Regions from separate parts of the Homo sapiens genome. Here region 2 is linked to region 1. Evidence: read pairs that join two places in POLR2A ChIA-PET (ENCODE). Cell type or tissue: Panc1. All regions are shown on one strand.

Region 1 (2,500 bases):
AAACAAACCAAGTATCCATCAAGGGATGAATGGATTTTTAAAATGTGATATATATATGTATATACATGTACATATATACATATATATATCACATTTTAAATGAAATATATCACATTTAGATGAAATAAGCTAGGCACAGGAAGACAAACGTTGCATGATTTCACTTATACATAAAAAAGTAGAACTCAGAGACACAGAGTACAATGATGGTTTCCAGGAAAGAGGTGGGGGAAATGGGAAATGCTGGTCAAAAGATGCAAATTTGCAGTTATAAGATGAATTAGTTCTAGATACCTAACATATAGCATAGTGACTATAATTAATACTAACATTTTACTTAAATATATACAATTTTTGTCAATCATACCTCTAAAGCTGAAAAAAGGAAAATAAATGGACAGAGAGAAAAGGGATGAATCAAGAAAGCATGTTGTAATCCTTATTGTCAGTAGGACATTAGCAAATAAGACATAAGCAGAAATGTGAACGGCACCTGTGCATTCAGTCTTTCTCTCTTATTGTTCTAGAGACCCTTGCCATGGCTGCCATGTGAAGAAGCCTGTGTTGGCTTGTCTTTCAATGATAGATGTAGGGCTCAATTGTCTCTATGCCCAAAGGGCCAGCCAGGTAAGCATTGGAAACAAGCCATCCAGCTGACCAGCAGCTGGCTGTAGAAGCATGAGTGAGCCCAGCCCACACCAGCAGATGAACCTATTGGCTAAATACAGCCCAGATTATGGATCCACAAAATTCTGAGCTGAACAAATGATTGTTGTTTTAAGCCACTAAATTTTGAGGTGGTTTGTTATACAACATGAGCTGATTGATGGAGAAATTGACACCTATAAGTGGGGTGCTGCTGAACTAAAAACCTGAAACATGAGCCATTGTCTTTAGGACTGAGTGACAGAGGATAGAAAAGCAGCAAGGGAACTATTTCCAAAGCTTGGAAAATTTGCAAATAAACAGTTGTGGAGGCTGGAATGTAATGAGGAAACTGCTCTAGAAGGCTGGGAAATTGAGGATCTGTGTTGAATAGTAGTAACATTTGACAAAGCTGTTGTTGCCCATGGTAACTGTATAATAGAAAATAAATCTAATAAACTTGGACATTGGCAAGGTGATTCCCGGAAGAATGTTGAAAGTGTTTTAGAATGTTTTAGCTGCCTGTGATAAGGTATGGGAAGAGAGAGATCAGCTATAGAAAGAATTGTTCAGTTTGCGACAAGAGTAGCTATAGAGAAGTCATAAAGTAATGGGTTGAAAACCAAAACTACTTCTTAATTCTGGTGTTTCAAGCCAGTAAATTATTTTCAAAGTAAGTAATGGCCTCAGGGTAAAGAATTAAGAGCGTAACTGTGGGATCCTTAGATAAGACCTTGATAAGATTTATGGTGGCTCCTAGTAGATCCTCTCTACTAGATAAAAGGGATTTAGTTTGCCAAAATTAGCAAGAGGCTATCTAGGAAAGAATTTTAAATGTGGCTCTATGGCGTGAAGCTGACCAGAATCAGATAAACTGGAAACCCACAAAGTCTTTATGAGAACTGCATTGGCAAAAGCACTGCTGGCTAGGACTAAAAGGCTTTGAGACAATTTGAAATACTATACTTTAATACAAACTAATTCTAGCTATATGCATTAACACAGATAATGACCAGTTAGGCTTATCGTAAGAATGCAAAGTTGGTTTAATGTTAGACCACTGAATAAGGTAATGCATTATAGTAACAGATTAAAGGTGGAATAAACATACAATTTTTTTAAGTGAAGAACTGTTGGCAATATTAAAAATTAGATCATGATAAAAAACTTTTAGCAAATGATGGATAGAAGGAATCATCTTTAACCTAACAGAGGGAAATTAATTATATATTTTCAGAAAAGTACAAAGCATACTTAGTGGTAAAATGTTGAAAGCATTCTGTTTAAGGTCAGGAATTAGATGTAAATGTTAGTTACCATCACTTACATACAATATCATATTAGAAGTCTTAATAATTGTGGTAAGATAAGAAAAACATGTATATAAAATTTGAAAAAAAGTTACCACCATTTTCAAATGATACAGATGTCTATAAAAAATACCAAACTTTTTACAGATACAAATTTAGAATTAATAAGAGTATTTAGCACAGTTAATGGACACAAAATCAATATTCAAGCCAATTGCATTCAGCAACAATCCAAGAGTTCCTCTTGCAGGAGACATATTTACCAGGAGTCTTATAGAAGAATTTTCATTGTGTCTTAGTTTATAATAACAAAAATGGAAAAGAATGGAATAGTTATCAATGGTAAAATAGCTCTATACGTTAGGATATGTTCATACAACAGAAAACTACATACCACTAAAAACTAATAAACTGTAACTGTGTATATGAACAGAGATCATTCTCAAAAACATATGGTCAAGTAAAAAAATCATGTCTTAGAATAATAATACTGTATTGTCCCATTTACATAAAATTCAAAACCAGACAAACCAAAAAAGTATGTA
Region 2 (2,500 bases), 280 kb before region 1:
AGGAAAGCTCAGGCAATTTTCTATATGCTTATGTTGTGTGTTTTGTTTTTATTGTTTTAAAAAACTTGGGTCGTATTCTACAAATTATTCTGCAAATTGTTTTATCAACAGTGTACCATGATCTCCTCTGTGCCTGTTCCTAAGTCAGAGTTACTTTTGTTTTTGAGTCAGGGTCTCACTCTGTCACCCAGGCTGGAGTGCAGTGATGCTATCACAGCTCGCTGTAACCTCAAACTCCTGGGCTCAAGTGATCCTCCCACCTCAGCCTCCCAAGTAGCTGGGACTATAGGCACACACCACCACACTTCGCTAATTTTTAAATTTTTTTTGCACAGACAGGTTCTCAATATGTTGCCCAGACTGGTCTCGAACTCCTAGCCTCAAGCAATTCTCCTGCCTTGGCCTTCCAAAGCTCTGGGATTACAAGTGTGAGCCGCCATGCCTGGCCCAGAGCTACTTTTTTCCTTTTGGCAGCTGTTGGAGTTCCATGGCCTCTGACCATTTACAGGAATGCTGTAGCCAGTGTACTTGTTGAGCTATTTCTGTAGGATACTTTCCTAAAAGTGGAGTGGTTAGTTCTGGATTGTGGTCAGAGGTGGGCAACCAAGGCAGAAATGGGCGTACGCATGGAGGAAGAATGGAGAGAGTATGTGCATTCTCGGCTGACCACGGTGGCTCATGCCTATTATTCCAGCACTTAGGGAGGTTGATGCGGGTGGATCACCTGAGGTCGGGAGTTTGAGACCAGGATGGACAACATGGTGAAACCCCATCTCTACTAAACATACAAAAATTAGCCGGGCATGGTGGCATGTGCCTGTAATCCCAGCTACTCGGGAGGCTGGGGCATGAGAATTGCTTGAACCTGGGAGGCTGAGGTTGCAGTGAGCCAAGATCCGCACCACTGCGCTCCAGCCTGGGTGAAAGAGAGAAACGCATCTCAAAAAAGAGAGTCTTACTGTATCCCCCAGGCTGGAGTGCAGTGGCACAATCTCCGTTCACTGCAACCTCCGCCTCCCGGGTTCAAGCAATTGTCATGCCTCAGCCTCCTGAGTAGCTGGGATTACAGGCGCCCGCCACCACACCCAACTAATTTTTGTATTTTTAGTAGAGATGGGGTTTTGTCACGTTGGCCAGCTGGTTTCCAACTCCTGACCTCAAGCGATCCGCCCACCTCAGCCTCACAAAGTGCTGGGATTACAGGCATGAGCCACTGCGCCCGGCAATGGGATGGATTTTATCCAAATGTCCCCCAAAAAGCGCTGTAGTCCCACCTGCGTACCCTCTGCCTTAGAACCTCATCAATGCTGGGGATACTAACCCTTTATATTTTTCCCAATGTGAATGGAGAATGTGAACAGGGCTTAAAGAAAATGTAAACGGTACCTAAAATGCAACCCTGTGGGGCTCTGAGTTGGCCGGCAGGGTCCTGTTTTCCCAGGTGGGATGAAGTGGGGAGTGAAAGGGGAGTGATTCTGGTCTTCAACATGCCAAGTGGGAGGAAGAGGAAACACTGGCAGGGGCTCCAGGTGGTTGTGTGTGTGTTGGCAGGTGAGGTGGGGGGGTTTAGTGACAAGGGGAGCATGAAGGGATTATCCATGCCAGCCCAAGGCCTGGGACCCAGCAGCCCACTGAGGGAGCTAGAGAGGCAGGAGAATGCAGTGGGAAGGATGCGGCCACCTGAAGCTAGACTGTCTCAGTTCAAATCCCAGTGTCACCACTTACTTGCAGCATAATTTTGAGCAGGTGATGTAACCCCTATATCTTCCATTTCCCCATCTCTCTTTTTTTTTTTTTCCGTTTTCTGAGACTATGTCTCTCTCTGTCACCCAGGCTGGAGTACAATGGTGAGATATCACTGCACTCTCTGCCTCCTGGACTCCAGTGATAAGCGATTCTCCTGTCTCAGCCTCCCGAGTAGCTGGGACTTGGGACTACAGGCGTACGCCACCACACCCAGCTAATTTTTCTTTCTTTCTTTCATTTTTCTTTCCTCTTTTTTTTTTTTTTTTTTTTTTTTTTTGAGACAGAGTCTCGCTCTGTCACCCAGGCTGGAGTGCAGTGGTGCGACCTTGGCTTACTGCAACCTCTGCCTCCTGGATTCAAGCAATTCTCCTGCCTCAGCCTCCCGTGTAGCTGGGACTACAGGTGCCCGCCACCAAGCCCAGCTAATTTTTTTTGTATTTTTAGTAGAGAAGAGGTTTTACCACGTTGGCCAGGCTGGTCTCGAACTCCTGACCTCAGGTGATCCACCTGCCTCGGCCTCCCAAAGTGGTGGGATTACAGGCGTGAGCAACCATGCCTGGCCACGCTGTCTATTAAATAGGGCTTGAAGAAGTGGTCTTCCTCAGCCTCTAGGGAGAGGATTACTGGCAAAGTTTAGAATGGTGCCTAGCAATAAATGTTAGCCTGGAGTGAGTTTCCAGTTGGCAAACCATCCTCCACCCCAACACACACCTTCCTACTCCCCTTCTATAGGGTAACCACTATTAACAGTTTG

The links. Peaks named below come from ENCODE experiments on the same cell type or tissue, not always from the same donor. Only the 100,000 strongest peaks of a DNase experiment are listed, where the experiment ranks them.
Region 2: POLR2A ChIA-PET joins it to region 1 with 7 read pairs; 2 of 35 experiments call an interaction of 5 or more read pairs at or near these places.

The regions. Positions count from the first base shown.
Region 1 is chr14:76,681,608-76,684,107 of GRCh38, reverse strand. No RefSeq gene overlaps it. Among named protein-coding and RNA genes, the nearest start is that of VASH1, 79 kb to the left of the region's middle. In Panc1, no CTCF peak of the experiment used is centred here; no DNase peak of the experiment used is centred here.
Region 2 is chr14:76,966,062-76,968,561 of GRCh38, reverse strand. It overlaps the pseudogene RN7SL356P and the pseudogene RPLP1P1. Among named protein-coding and RNA genes, the nearest start is that of LINC01629, 7.7 kb to the right of the region's middle. In Panc1, no CTCF peak of the experiment used is centred here; no DNase peak of the experiment used is centred here; H3K27ac peaks cover 1,930 bases.